Linked DNA regions of Homo sapiens: region 2 is linked to region 1. A link is an interaction called in ENCODE POLR2A ChIA-PET data of the cell type or tissue named here. Cell type or tissue: OCI-LY7. All regions are shown on one strand. Each heading gives the region's core, and the rest is flanking DNA. Links, peaks and the distances in the headings are about the cores only.

Region 1 (8,206 bases), core at 2,217-6,216:
CTCTTTTTACTGTTAAAAATTTTTTCCTGTTTTATATTATTATATCAATAAGGCACACAAACTTATAGGTGAGTTTTTCACTGCTGTGACAGTTTAGGAAAGACCACATTTTAAAATGCCAGCTCTGTTTTCTTCAAGAATAGGCAGTATGAATTATTTAACTCTTAGGCAACCCTCCTACCATACCAAGTTTATATACACTGGAAATATGCTATTTTTTAAGCTATTTTAGAATAAGATTTGTCATCCCTTGTATTAAACAAATGCTCTTCTCTCAGAAGCTGCGGATTTTTTCCTGTTGTTCTTCTATTTTGTCAAAAAACACACTGTAGACTTTATAGATCTGTGGTATCGAATACTCTCGATTGGATCCTCAGGAAGAAAGTGTTTTAAAGTGTGTAATTAGGGCACTTGAGCATAAAACTACAATTATACACTTGCGTGTTAATTTTGTGTACAGTAAGACTTTAGTTCAACACTGGTTGTAAATGAGAGGAAGCATTTGACTGCCAGTGAATGCCTGCATTTTATGAATACTTGAATAAAATCTCCTCTAATTGGCTGACCTGGAAAGAAAGGTGAAAACATCTGTAGTTCAGTGGGAGAGGAGAATACAAAATGTGTACTAGAGATTTCCTTTTCCAGGTACCTCGAAAAGTGATCTCACTCTTGTGTACAGCCGTGTTTGCTGTGCCTTCGGGATCGTTTGTGCTATTCTAGCTGCTGTTTCACAATAAAGGCGAACAGGGTGAAAGCAGTTTAGATAGGCAAAGGAAAAGAATCAAGGGACAGACTGGCATGGACAGTAGTTGGCAAGGAATTTTTGATATGGTTAAAAAAAAGGCTTTGGGCTGATATAATTGACTTGCGTTGGTTGACTATACATTTGTTAATCAAATTCTGTGTACAAGAGTTAGGCAACACTCCTTGAAGCCTGAAGGAGTTAATTTTATGAAAACTAAAGGATGTACCAGTTTGCAAAGTGGATAATAATGTGGGAGAGCTTGTTACCCTAAAGAGATAGCCTGGACTGGAAATATAAATTAATTTAAGAAGTGTATAAATAAATTCATGGATAATAGATTCATAATGGTTATTAAGAGGAAATAAAGGCTGTTCAGGACATATCCCTGACTTCTGGAAATTGAGGTCATGAGAGGCACTACCATTTAGTTCCCACAGCTATATAGAATATTCACTCCGCAGAACATTGGTCTGACCTACTATTCACTTCAGCTGTGATTTGCTAAATATAGAGTAGTTGAACTTAGAATAAGCAGTGAAATTTTGTAGGCAATTAATAATTGTAAAGAAATCCAAGAGGGATTGTATGTGTATGTCTTTATAATCTTATATCGTGTGTACCCTTCTAAGTTTTATAAAAAATTTGTCACGAAAAAGACTTGTTACTGATAAAAAATGAGAACTTTTCAATGTTTCCCAAATCAAAAAAGGTAAATCTATTTTATCCTATGATTTTTTTTAAATTTCTAAGCTAATGGGGAGGGTTAAATTATCCCAGATGTGTTGGTTTCAGAAAGCCTGTTAAAAACTGGCAATGTTTATGGCCCAGAAGTTACCTGTTAGGAAGGAACCAGGGCCCAGGCCAGAACATACTGGACTTCAGAGCAATGTGAGAGCCATGGACCCAGCTTGTGGGTGTGGGTGGTCAGCTAGCCCATTCTGCAGTGTGGGACACTGCCTGACCCTTTTGTATACTTTGCCAACTTCTTTCTCATCCCGGGTCATCTTTTTCCTGTTAGTCAAGAGAAGCCAGATAGAATTGGAGGGAACTTAGCTTTAGTATACAGTGCATACAGTAAGTGCTCAATATACATTTGTTGACTATTTCTCATTTTTCAAGGGTGAAAGGTGAATTTCAGGAAATTGTGGAGTTTTTGTTGTTGTTGTTGTTGTTTGTTTTTTCCTTAGACAAACCTAAGAACAAGATTTATTTTTCTTCTTAAAATAAGAAAGAGGGGAGGAAAAGGCACCTAAGCTGTTTAGGAGTCTCATTTGGGAACTTAGCTTAAGGGACTGTGGAATGTTGAGCAGTTGTAAGATCTTGACCTTGTAAACTTTATTTATTACCTTCTAGCACATTATTTTTGACTGGACATGTTGACATAATAAAATTTCCTTGTGCAATTGGTTCAACCACGCATCAGCTTAGCATCTGAATTTCTTGCTGTGGGGAATTTTCAGTCTGTCTCTTATGCATGAAAAATGGTGTTTGATCTTCCTGTGAAATCAGGAGCCAGCAGGATTTGCCACATGTGAATGGAGCTGTTGTGGACTTAAGATTTTTCTTCTGCTTTTTGCTTTCCCATTTTGTAGAATTTACCTGGAGGGGTTCAAATCTGTGATGAAAAACAAACACATAAAAATTAAGGAGCTTTCTTCTGTTTAAGATAAATTGTTATACTTTTTGATAACTCTTAGACAGCAGCAGTAAATAATCCTAAATAAATTTCATTTTGTTCTAGATTCATGAAAAACAGAGTTGGTTTAAGGAGTGATTTTGGTATATATTCTTTGAGGCTGTTAATTCTTTATACCTATACCACAAACAGATTCTCACATTCAAAAATAACATTATACTACATATGGTTTTGTAGCCTGCTATCTTTAAACCTCAACTCAGTAATATATGGACAGAACTTTTTGTTATTAAATATAGTGTAAAATGAGGATTGTTATTTTTAATGGCTCTATAGTATTTTATTGAATCCTCACCTCTGCTCTTTTTTTTCCCCCCCTCAAACCAGTTCCCTGTTGATGGACATTTAAACATTTAGGCTGTTTCCCTATTTTTGAGTGGAGCAGCAATGAACTCCTTGCTACACATATCTTTGCATACTTGTTTCATACCTTTTCTTTTTCTTTTCTGTTTTTTTTTTTTTTTGAGACGGAGTCTCACACTTTCCCCCGGGCTGGAGTACAATGGCGCAATTTCGGCTCACTGCAGTCTCTGCCTCTCCGGTTCAAGCGATTCTCCTGCCTCACTCTCCTGAGTAGCTGGGACTACAGGTGTGCATCACCACACCCAGCGAATTTTCTTTTTTTTTTTTTTTTCTTTTTTTTTTTGTATTTTTAGTAGTGACGGGGTTTCACCATGTTGGCCAGGATGGTCTCTATCTCTTGACCTCGTGATCCAGCCACCTCGGCCTCCCAAAGTGACAGGCGTGAGCCACCACACCCGGCCTCATACTTTTTCTTAAGATAAATTCCTAAAGTAGAATTTTGGGTTAAAAGAACGTTGTTTCTATACATATTATGACTTGCCTTACATATTTTACTTTGTAAATTCACCATGATTATTTCAGTTTGCCCTGTTGCTCTGTAATATTTTGGATTATGTAAAATGAAAACATAAAAACTCACTGATAAGCATCTAGGATCAGTCATTAATTATAAAACAAAATTTACATCTAGGTCTAAAGGCAAGAAAGATTTAAGCATAAATGTGTTAAAATGTGTGTTATAGAATGATAAAAATGGAGACGAACAGTTTAGACTTCTGTATTAAGTGTATATACATATGCCACCAATATTTTAAAGCTATTATTTATATCCATTAAAATGCCTAAATCTTAAGCATGCAATTCAGTGAGTTTTGACAATTACATACGTCTAGGATACCACTATCCTAATTAGACTATTTCCGTCACTCCTAGAAAATTCCTTCATGTCTCTTTCCAGCCAGGCCCCATATCCCACAATCATTGTTATGATTTCTGTCACAATAAGTTGATTTTGCCTGATTTTGAATTTCATGCAAACAGACCATATGGTGTGTTGAGAATGTATACATTTAATTAGTTCTTTTCAAAAAATAGTTCTTGATGGATGTGTAAATACCAAACTGTACTTCTTAAAACAGAAAGATCCAAAGCTGATGTGAAAATTGTATAGAATAAAAACAATAAGTCTTTCAAAAGAATAAAATTGGACCCTTTGCCTTAGACTATATATAACAATTAGCTCATAATCTATCATAGACCTAAGTGTGTAAGAGCTTAAACAAAGCTATAAAACTCTTTTTTTTTCTTTTTTCTTCCTTTTTTTTTTTTTTTGAGATGGAGTCTTGCCCTGTCACCCAGGCTGGAGTGCAGTGGTGCAATCTTGGCTCACTGCAGCCTCCGCCTCCTGGGTTCATGTGATTCTCCTGCCTTAGCCTCCTGAGCAGCTGGGATCACAGGCACTCATCACCACATCTGGCTGATTTTTGTATTTTCACCACATTGGCCAGGCTGGTCTCGAACTCCTGACCTCAAATGATCCACTCGCCTCGGCCGTCCGAAGTGCTGGGATTACAGGTGTGAGCCACTGTACCTGGCTATAAAACTCTTAAAAGAAAACAGAGGAAAAGTTTGGCACTGCATTTGGTAATTATTCCTTGGATATGACACCAAAAGCATAGGCAACAAAAGAAAGGACAGACAAATTGGAGTACGTCAAAGTTTTAAAAACTTTTGAGCATCAAAGGAGACTATCGAGAGAGTGAAAAGGTATAACCCACAGAATAGGAGAAAATATTTGCAAATCATATATCTGATAGGGGATTAATATCTATATAAAACACTCCTATCAACAGCAAAACAAATAACCTAATTAAAAAAAATGGCAAAGGACTTGAATAAACATTTTTCCAAAGAAGATATATACATGGCCAATAAGCACATGAAAAGGTACTCAACAGCACTGATCATTAGAGAAATGCAAATTTCACAATGAGTATGTTATCACTTCACACCCAGTATTAGTACAGCTGATATTTAATATTAAGAAAAACCCAGAAAATACCAAGTGTTGTCAAGGATATGGAGAAATTGGAAGCTTGCGTCCTGTTGGTGGGAATGTGAAATGGTGCAGCCACTGTGAGAAGCAGTATGATAGTTCTCAAAAAATTAAACATAGAATTACCATATACTCCAGCAGTCCCACTTCTCGGAATGTACCCCAAGACGTAAAAGCAACAATTCGACCAGATATTTGTAAACCCCTATTCAGAGCAGCATTTTTCACAATACTCAAAAGTTGGAAACAGTCGAGTGTTTATCCATGGGTGAGTGGATAAACAGTTATGCTGTATACATTCCGTGGCCTTAAAACGGAATGAAACATGATACACACCACAACATGGATGAACCTTGAATACGTTATGCTAACTCAGACACAAAATAAGCCAGACACAAAGGAACAAATATTGTGTGATTCTGCCTATGTGAGATAGCAAGACTAACCAAATTCATAGAGTCAGAAAGTGTAATGGTGCTTGCCGGGGGTTGGGATGGGGGCCGGGGGGTTGGGATGGGGGCCGGGGGTTGGGATGGGGAACAGAATGTGGGGTTGTTATTTCCAGGGCACAGAGTTTCCATTTGGGATGATGAAATCCTATAAAAGGATGGTGGTGATGGTTGGCCAACAGTGTGAATGTACTTATGCATCATTGAACTGTATACTTCAAATGGTTAAAATGGTCAATTTTGTGTATATTTTAGCACAATTAAAAAAGGTCTTTAGACATGGAAGATAAGGAGAAAGGTGCTCATTCTTTTACACAGCAAAATAGTAGCATGTTAGAATTCAGTAGTGGGGAGTTTTCACCACACTTGAATACGTCTCTGATAAGTTTAGGACAATGCCAAGTATTTCTTTTGTTCATAGATTCTTTTCCTCCAAAAGGAGGAACAAACTGATAATGTAAGTAGATTGAGCTATTCAGAGACACCAGGTCTGTGATAGAAACTGGGGCGTGTTTTAGTATCATAACTTCAAAGCTCACATCAAGGAGGTTCTAATATCTGTTCCAGTGTTTTTCTATGCTTTCCTAGAGATAGAACTGGACTGGACTATAGTTTAGCTCAAGGCAAGCAGCTCTTAACGTTTCCATTGACTGTGGTGTGTGATTTCTATATGTATTTCAGGAGGTTCAGTCAACAGACATTCACCGAGCTCTTAGTACTGGACAGGCATGTGGAATACAGTGATGAACTGAACTAGCAAGGGCCTGTCCTGTGCAGTGGACTGTCCAGTGGTGTGGTGGTGTTCATGGTCAAATGAGTTTGAGAAATCTTGGATGTAAAGGTGGACAAGTTTCCAAACTTTTTAAAGGATTTCACATATCCTTTAATGTGATGATATGGTATGTTTTCTTTTTATAGTATATTTGTTTTTTAAACTTTTTTAAATTATAGAACTCATTTCTGTGTGATATTCTATAGAATTAGTGTCCCTTGTAGGACCCATAGGGAAATTAGTGACCCTTAGGGAAATGCTGGCATAAAGTTCTGTCTGTTAGAGGTTCACCAACCTACAGGACACTTGTTTCCCTTGGGAGGAGATCATAATGAAGGCTTCCTCCTAGTTCTGTCCTGAATGCCCTGATGGCTTGTGAGGAGAGGGACAGTCGCTCAGACACCAGAACTCAGAAGAGCTATGGCCTGGAGTGTCCTAGGTGAAAGGCCTGGGAAGTGATTGGAGCACCTGGTCTTGTAGTCAGGGACTTGGCCTTTGAGCTGAGTCTCTTTTCTCGGAAGGACACCTCCTGGGGTGTCCCCTCCTGCCTTGTGTGGGTGCTTGAGTTTCCCAGGGCCACCTCTTTTTGGGAGGATGTGGACTGGGGTGGAGGCAAAATCTTTATGGTAAAAGTGGAAAATTGTGAAATAATTTAGACATATAGAAAAGTACAGAAGCAAATATAACAGACACACTTGTGTAATTACAGATACAGTATATACAGGTGTATACACACACACACACACACACCCACATACACACAGTATATATAGGTATAAAAATAACATGTTACCCTATTTGCTTCACATCTTTCTTTTTATAAAGGAGCAAAGCATGGCTGAAGCCACGCCCCATAATCCCCAATTCTTTTCAATGCACGTTTCTATACTTTTGCTACATGTGTGTTTATAAACAGTATACACTAATATCTTACGTATTCAAATTTTATACAAATGATATGATACTGCATTAACTTTTTGTTGCTTTCTTTTTAAACTCAACATTGTAGTTTTTAGTTTTGTACCATTTTGATATGTGGCGTCTTACTCCTTTTTTACTACTGTGTAGATTTAATTGTGTGCCTATAGCAAAGTTAACTTTTCCCATTTACCTTCTGTCTTAGAGTTAGATTTTGTCCTCTTCTGTCAATTGTAGTAGACAGGACTGCATTGAATATCCTTCCTGGAACATGTGTGTTTCATGGTTATATACTTAACAAGGCGCATGGCCGGGTCATGGGGTCAGTGTACCTTTAAACCTAGTAAGAAACTGCTCTCTAAACTTCTTTAGGCCAGGCTCAGTAGCTCATGCCTCTAATCCCACCAGTTTGGGAGCCCAAGGCAGGTGGATCACCTGAGGTCAGGAGTTCGAGACCAGCCTGACCAATATGATGAAACCCATCTCTACTAAAAATATATAAATTAGCTGGTCGTGGTGGCCCGCTCCTGTAATCCCAGCTACTCAGGAGGCTGAGACAGGAGAATCACCTGAACCCAGGAGGCAGAGGTTACAGTGAGCCGAGACCACACCACTGCACTCCAGCCTGGGCAACAAGAGCAAAACTGCGTCTCAAAAAAAAAAAAAAAAAAAAAAAAGAGGACACAGTGGCTCACGCCTGTAATCTCAGCACTCTGGGAGGCCAAGGCAGGTGGATCACGAGGTCAAGAGATCGATACCATCCTGGCCTACATGGTGAAACCCCGTCTCTACTGAAAATACAAAAATTAGCCTGGCGTGGTGGCATGCACCTATAATCCCAGCTACTCGGGAGGCTGAAGCAGGAGAATCACTTGAACCTGGGAGGCGGAGGTTGCAGTGAGCTGAGATCGTGCCACTGCACTCCAGCCTGACGACAGAGCGAGACTCCACCTCAAACAAAACAAAAACAAACTTCTTTAGAAGGAAAAAGGGGGAGAGGGTAACCTTTGATCATTTCACTCATTTTGGAGGATGAGCAAAAAGTTCAGGGTATGGTGAAATGAAAAATGAGTCCTGACCCTGCATATTTAACGTGATACAGAAATGTGAAAGGTAGTACTTGCGTTCTTTATTGGGATAATTTTCTAAAATAAATATGTAAGTGAATCATTTTTAGCTATAAATTTTTTGTTGTTGTGTGTGTTCATGTCTTAAAGGTCTTCTTTATTTAGAAATGAGTGAAGCAAATTCTTCTTTTGCTGCTGCT
Region 2 (8,206 bases), core at 1,757-5,756, 80 kb after region 1:
CACTGTTTAAGCTACTGAACACATGGTAGACATGGCGAGCCACATTTATTTGCATTTACTGAAAAGAGATGTCACAAAAACATTTAAAACCTTCTAATACAAGAATTACTGTACATCTAATATCTGTAGTTACCCAAGAGCCAAGCTACTTAACCACTTTCAACCTTATTCCAATGGTACTAGCTTATAACTGTTAATCTAGAACTCTAGATGTTAGACTTGATTCATACGAGCTTTATATGGCCAGGGGAACTTAGACTCTGGAACACTTATTAAAATAGAAGTTTAAAAGCATACTTCAGTATTACATCCCAATTTTCTAAAGAGAAGACACTGTCTAGTAACTTAGAAGGCTCAATAATTTCAATTTGTTTTCTTCTGTCTTGTTTATTTCTTATTATATAATGCTTTTTTTTTTTTTTTTTGCATTGACTGGTATCAGGTAAACCAGCACTAGATTAAAGCAATTCAGACTTGAAAATTAATGTTTACCTTTTCTGTGTCAATTAGTGAACTGTAGAATGTAGAATTTGTATTTAATTATTAAGAATAAAAGCTTTGACTTTGTTTTTTTTGTGTGTTTTGTTTGTTGTTTTGTTTTGTTTTGTTTTTTGAGATGGAGTCTCACTCTGTTGCCCAGGCTGGAAGTGCAATGGCATGATCTTGGCTCACTGCAACCTGTGCCTCCTGGGTTCAAGCAATTCTCCTGCCTCAGCCTCCTGAGTAGCTGGGATTACAGGCGCCCACCACCATACCCGGCTAATTTTTTGTATTTTTTAGTAGAGATGGAGTTTCACCATGTTTACCAGGCTAGTCTTGAACTCCTGACCTCAAGTGATCCACCTGCCTCGGCCTCCCAAAGTGCTGGGATTACAGGCATGAGCCACCTTGCCCAGCCAAGCTTTGACTTTTTAAATAAAAAATTTTTAATCAAAAATTGCTTTTGATTTTTGTCTTTTAAAAACAGTTTGGCATTTCACTCTCTTCTGTCACACTTGAAATGTGCTTTAACTATTTAACCAAGATTACTGAGTCTGCTATGATGTTGCAAATTTTGGAACATTAAAAACAATTTGTTCAAAACTATTTTATTCCTATTTCATTAATACTGCCAAATTTTTATGATTAGTAAACAACACTCAAAAGAGATAATTCTTTTAGGTTATAGAGCAACTGTCTGTGGGTCATTGGAAAAGGAATGCTTCAGTGCCCAGCCTTCCTTCTGCATTGCTGTCCCAATCTCTTACCTGCTCTGCACTCACTGCTGGGCTGGAGCAGGTGACTGCCTTTTGCCCTCTGAATGACAGCAGCTGATGTTTGTGGTTGGAGAGGGGGCCCATCTTATGCTGGACTCAGTTCTCTCTCAGCCTAGCTTTGCCAACCCTGGATCTCTAGCAGGGAAGCAGAATTCTCCCCAGTGTGCTGTTTGCGTGAAAGTATAGGTCTGATCTTCTTTGGGTCCTATTTTACCCTCTGCTGCCAGCTTCTGCAGCCGGTGGAGCCCTGATGCTAGTCACCCAAAGAAATGACAGGTTTACTGCTGTGTCCTCATTCATCTTCATCCTTCTTGAAGTTCACAGTTGATGAAATTTTTGGAAAATTCTTTATAATTAAGAGTAATTACCAGGGAATTAAAACTGAAGGGTTTTTGTAGATTTGGGGCTTTGGATTCTAAAAGACATGAATTCATACATTCTTGTTTCTGCTTTTACTTTCCTTGTGGTCTTGGAAAAAATATGTTCTTTTAAATTGCAGCGTTATCTGTAAAATGAGCCTGCTTTCCTTATTGATAGACAGATTACATGAACCAATTGAACAAAGAGCTCAGCATAGTGCCTTAATCAATTTAGTCCCATGTTCTTCAGCCTCAAGTTATTTATCTTTAAAATGGGCATAATAACATATAACATTATGTAACAGAGATGTTGAAAGAACTTTGTGTGTGCACGCACCTGTGTGTGTATGCAGAGAAAATATCCTAACTAGATACATTAGACAACTGTGGATGGGCTTGGGAGTGTGTTCCTTTACTATTGCTATACTCATTTGGAGGCTTAAAACAACATCTGTGTATTATTTCATAGTTTCTATGGCTCAGGAATCTGGGCAGGCATACTGAATTCTCTGCCCAGAATCTCCTAAGGCTGATATCGGGGTGTCAGCCGGGGCTGTGATCTCATCTAGGGCTTGTGGGGGTTCCTCTTCCAAGCTCCTGTGGTTGCTGGCATAATTCATTTCCTTGCAGCTGTGGAGCTCATGGCACCTTGCTTCCTCAAGGCCAGCCAGAGAGTCTCTCTGATCCCTCTTTAAGGAGCTCTCCTGCTTAGAACGGGCCTACCCACGATAATTTCCTTTTCGATTAACTAATTAGGGGCCTTAATTATATCCTCAGAGTCCCTTGACCTTTGCTGTATAACATGGTTTAATGGTAGGATTGCTATCCCAACACATTTACGGGTCCTTCCTGCACTTGAGGCTCGAGCGCCCTAGTGTTTGTACCCAGAGCCAGGAATCCTGGGGGACATCACAGAATTCTGCCTACACACAGAGTGAGCATGGGCTGGGAAGGACATAGGTTTCTTAGTTCATATAGTTCTGTATTTAAACTTTTTAAAAATGGTATAATACATAAAGGTTAAAATAGTTCTTTTTATTTTACTTGGTATGAGATTCCCCCAGAATTCTCAAATGAAAATTACAAGACATAATTCTGGAAGGAATTTTAGTTAATGTATACTTAGTCACAATAGTCGTTCTCAAACAGTGTCAGGAGTGGACAATCAGAAATAAAGCAAATGGTCTAGGCTTGTGACCTTATTTAGCTGTGGGGCAGGGATTGGGGCCAGCCAAAGGCCCAGGGGTGTCCAGTGGTTGCATGGTGGCACCTGTGCTGAGGGCTGGACGAGCTGTCCACTTTATCCCTTCCCCTGTGCCCACAGCTTTTGCTTTTCTGAGTGTAAAATTGCACAGATCTACTTTATTAAGAATATTTATTTTAATTGGATTGTGTCACGTTGATGAAGGATTTTTCTTTAGTTACCAGTGGAAGATGAACATTTAGTAAGCATGTGAACATAAATTTGGATAGCATGGTTTGAAATCAGAACCATAAGCACGTAATGCTTTTCCATTATTATTGATTAAAATAGGAGGCTTCGTTTCTGTCTCACCTTTTCAGTTAAACCCTCATTCTCCCCTTGGTAATATGTGGGATTCAGGTGTCAGTCTTTTCCAGCCAGAGAGACCTGCAGGACTTAGAAATCAGACTGATTACAGTTCTGATGTTCCTCTTTAAAACAAGCCATGTGCTAACAAACCAACCACCAAAAAGGTGGTCACTTTTTAGAATTTTGCTTAAAATTTTCCAGTAAAAAGACATTTTAAACTTTCAGTTTCTTTGTATTTTGATTTTATTGAAAGAAATAAAGTTAAAAAGTCATTTCAAGTGATACTTTGGTTGGTATCTGTTAATAGTGCTGTTGAGGATAGTTAACACATGGTAGTTTAGTATGTTTCTCATTGTATTATATAAAACCATATATAGTAGTTTACAGAGTATAGACTATGTATAACAGACTAATAGTCTCACATCATATAAGCAAAAGCCTAAGACTTTGTGCCGTGCAGTACAGTAGGCACTAGCTACTTGTGGGTATTGTGCACTCAAAAACTGGCTAGTAATTAAGGGACTGAATTGTACATTTATTTTATTTTAACAAATTTTAGAAATCTAAATAGCTACATGTGGCAGTCATGTTGGCTCATATTGGACAGCACAGATTATAGAACCTTTTTTTTTATTTTTTGGTAACAGCGAGTTCTTTAGAACTGTGCTGGTGTACGCATACGTAGTTTATAAGTTCCTATCATGAAGCAGTAACTGTTAATAAATGATCTTTGACAGCCCTTCTGATTCTCAAATTCTGTGCCATATCGTTTGCTATAAATTACTTTTTAATGCATTTTAATAGCATATGTAGGGTTATTTTACTTGTGAGTTTCTAAGCTGCTCATCTTCTGCATGTCTTTTACTGCTATGCAATGAAAAACATTTTTGGTTATTGGTTTAAACAGAACTTAGTTTTTAAGCATCACAGAATTTCCATATCAGATGGGAGTTGGAGGCAAATGAAATAAATAAAAGAAAATTCTATATTAGTTTACTTTTTAGCCCTCCAAATCCTTCCTGCTCTCAGGAGAACTGAGACTTGATTTGTTTGTCTTGAAAGATGGAACCACAGGCAACGCCCCCACTGTGTCCCTGCCCCCACTTATTTTTGGTTCAGTTTGACTTACCAATTTATTTCAATATTTACCGAATTTATTTAAAAATTTCCTCAAAGACATTTATTGGCATATATCATTCTGATTGTGGTTTTTCCTTCTTCAAAACCTCTTGATTGTTCAGGTTAGATTTTATGTGACCTGAATAGAAGTTCTCTCTTTGTCTGAAAACTTTTTCCTTGTGGAATGGTTTTCTACAACATTTTGCTAGGCTAATTTAGGTGTGATTTCCCAAAGGGCATCTGACTTGAAAACATTATTCATTCAGGTCTGACAATGCCCAGGATTTTAGGAGAGAGAAAGAGAGAGACTAGGGAAGAAATGAAGTGAAAACTGTAGTTTAGTTTTGGATTTTGAGTTTTTACTATTTATATTTCATTTATATCTGTGTACATTTTATTTTTTTAATAGCCTGAATAAAGATGTGCAATTTAAACAAGTTCAGATTGCCTACAGTTCAGGATTTTTAAAACACGTAGATTATTTTGGGAGCTTTATCTTTATAAACCTTGTAATAACAAAACCACGTGAGTACCAGAATCATTTCTCTTACTTAGTTTCTTGCAAGGGAAGCATTATTGACTCTTCTTTTTGCAGCAAACCAACATTTAAAACACATTGAATGATAAATAAGAAATAATCTTGTTTGGTTAATGTACCTGAAAAGCCAATTGTGTAGAGGTAAAGAGGAAACTGTTGTAATTTTGTTTAAGATTGGAGAAGAAGAGAAAGGTTAAATTGTTCCTTGAAAACATAACGCAGAACCAAAAACCCCCACATGTACTCTCTGACATCTTCTTCACACAAGACATATTTTATATTAATGAAATTCAGATAATTAAAAATCCAAGTGTAGGCATAGAAAAATCTTTACTTTTTCTTAGATACTGGCAGAGTTGTTTTAACTCAGTGAGAAGCATCACATGGAACAATAGAATTTATTAGCTGTTTGTTAAATTGTTTTAGCTGCTACTAAAATATATGCTTTCACTTATCAGAACTTACTTTCAAGTTCCATTACATCCTTCACATGCAGTATATGAACTTTACAGCAGCACACACTGTCTCTCCCTTCTCTGCCTTTTTGCTGTTGTTGTCATACATTCAGTATCTCAATATTTTATAAACACCACTACACATATTTATTTTATCTACCATTTGATGGCCATTTGGGTTCTTTCCACTTTTCAGCTATTTTGAATAGTTCTGCCAGGAACAGTCATGTGTAGGTCTTTCTGTAGACATATTTTCAGTTCTCTTCAGTAGATACTTAGAAGTGGAATCTGCTGGGGGTGTGTGATTTTTGTGTAACATTTGAAGAAACTGCCACACTGTTTTCCAAATGACTGAACCATTTTACATTCTTATAAGCGGTGTTCCTCTCCACACCTCACCAGCACTTATCTTTTGTCTTTTGCATCGTGGCCATTTTTGTGGATGTGACTGGGGTTTTAATTTGCATTTTCCTAGTAATCAATGATGTGCATCTTTTAATGTGTGCATTGGCCATTTATACACCCTTTTTGGTGAAATGTCTATTCAAATATTTTGCCCATTTTAAAATTGGAGGAGTTTTGTCTTGAGTTTTAAGGGTTCTTTATATATCATGGATATGCATCTTTTATCATATATATGATTTGCAGATATTTTCTCACAGGCTGTGGTTTATCTTTTCACTTGCTTAAAAGGTGTCTTTTGAAGCAAAAAAATACCTTTAATTTTGCTGAAGTCCAACTTTACCATTTTTAAAAATCACTTGTGCTTTTGGTGCGAAACTGCCTCATTTTCAAAAGACATTTTTTTCCACCGGATATAGAATTTTAGTTTGACTGTATTTTTTTTTTCTTTTTTTTTTTTTTTTTCAGTTCCTTAAAGATACTGGTCCACTGTCTTCTGGCTTTCATTGTTTTGGCAAGAAGTCTTTTTAATTTTATTGTTCTTGATGTAATGTGTTTTTTTCTGACTCCTTTTAAGATTTTTCTCCTCTTCCCCCCATCTTTCCATGCCACCACAGTGGTGCATGTCACGAGCGTCCATGTGAAGAGACCACCAGGCAAGCTTTACGTGAACAGTAAAGCTTTTTTATTTCACCTGGGTGCAGGCGGGCTGAGTCCGAAGAGTCAGCAAAGGGTGATGGGATTATCATTAGTTCTTATAGGTTTGTGATAGGCGGTGGAGTTGGGAGCAGTTTTTTTGTGGGCAGGGGGAGGATCTTACAAAGTACCTTCTCAAGGGTGGAGCGGGTGTATCGTACAAAGTACATTCACAAGGACGGGGGAATATCATAAAGTACATAAGCGCAAGGGCTGGGAGGGGGTGTATTGTCACAAAGTCAATTGATCAGTCAGGGTGGGGCAGGAACAAATCACAATGGTGGAATGGCATCAGTTAAGGCAGGAACTGGCTATTTTCACTTTTGTGAATCTTCAGTTGCTTCAGGCCATCTGGATGTATATGTGCAGGTCACAGGGGATATGACGGCTTAACTTGGGCTCAGAGGCCTGACAGTGCACACGGATGTCCTGGCTGACATTCTCAAGAGCATCAACAATGCCGAAAAGAGGCAAACGCTAGGTGCTTTTTAAGCTGTGCTCCAAGGTCATTGCCCGTTTCTCACTGTGATGATGCAGCACGGATTATGCGGGGTGGAGTTGGGGGGACTTCCTGGGCCGGGGGACTTTTGCAAGAGACCCCGGTGACTCAGGATTTTGAGTTCTTAACCAGTCGAGTGAAGGATTCAAAATTAACCACTCCAAGGGAGGATTGAAAAAAGAACCACTCTCAGTGGACAAAAAGAAAGAAAGGGGAGAGGGTAACACAGGGATATAAGCCCTAGTCACCCGAGCCAGCAACGGCAACCCTTCTGGGTCCCCTTCCACCACGTGGAAGCTTTCCTTTCACTTTGTTCAGTAAACTGCGCTGCTGCTCACTCTCCTGGTCCGTGGACTCTTTTTAAGCTGTAACACTCACCGTGAAGGTCCGCAGCTTCATTCATCAAAGTTAGCGAGACCACAAACCCATCGGCAGGAAAAACTCCTAACTCAGTTACATTGGCAAATTTGAAATCATTGATGATCACAGAGCTGGGAAAATTGTTGTGAACCTCACAGGCGGGCTAAACAAGTGTGGAGTGATCAGCCTCAGATTTGATGTGCAACTCAAAGATCTAGAAAAATGGCAGAATAATCTGCTTCCATCCTGCCAGTTTGGTTTCATTGCACTGACAACCTCGGCTGGCATCATGGACCATAAGGAAGCAAGATGAAAACACACAGCAGGGAAAATCCTGGAATTCTTTTTCTAGGGATGTAATACATATTTACAAAAAAAAAAAAAAAAAGATTTTTCTCTCTCCTTGGTTTTAAGAAATTTAATTATGATGGGACTGGTGTGGTTTTCTTTGTGTGTCTTTTGGTTGTGTTTTATTGACTTTCATATCTGTAGATTTACAGTTTTTATCAAATTTGGAAAAAATTCAAGTCAGTTTTTTTCTTCAGATATTTATCCTGTCTCCTCTTTTTTTTTTTTTTTAAACAGCAGCTCTAACTAAATATATATATTAGACCTACCCTGAAGTCTCTTTCTCTTTGTGTTTTATTTTTCCTTTGTGGGCTGTGTCTTCAATTTCAGGCTTATTCGTTTTCATTTAAAAATTACCATTAAATCTATCCAGTGAAAAAGTGAAAATGTATTTTTTACATGCATCATTAAAGTTTATAGCTTTAGAAGTTCAATTTGGGTTATTTGATTTGGTTTCCATATCTCTACCTTAAGATGCACATTTTTTCTATATTTTTTGAACATGTGGAATATAGTTACACTAATTTAATATTGTTGACTTTCAGTTCCATTGTCTTTGTTGTTCTGTGTACATTTCAATTGACTGATTTTTCTCTTCATTTGGGGTCTTTTGTTTTTGTTT

Evidence for each region. Peaks named below come from ENCODE experiments on the same cell type or tissue, not always from the same donor. Only the 100,000 strongest peaks of a DNase experiment are listed, where the experiment ranks them.
Region 2: POLR2A ChIA-PET joins it to region 1 with 10 read pairs; 4 of 35 experiments call an interaction of 5 or more read pairs at or near these places.

The regions. Positions count from the first base shown.
Region 1 is chr6:156,888,985-156,897,190 of GRCh38, forward strand. The region is part of intron 2 of ARID1B (AT-rich interaction domain 1B); the gene reads left to right. Among named protein-coding and RNA genes, the nearest start is that of MIR4466, 110 kb to the left of the region's middle. In OCI-LY7, for the core only: no CTCF peak of the experiment used is centred there; no DNase peak of the experiment used is centred there.
Region 2 is chr6:156,969,485-156,977,690 of GRCh38, forward strand. All of the region lies in intron 4 of ARID1B (AT-rich interaction domain 1B), which reads left to right. Among named protein-coding and RNA genes, the nearest start is that of MIR4466, 190 kb to the left of the region's middle. In OCI-LY7, for the core only: no CTCF peak of the experiment used is centred there; a DNase peak (open chromatin) is centred at 5,657; H3K4me3 peaks cover 1,696 bases; H3K27ac peaks cover 1,433 bases.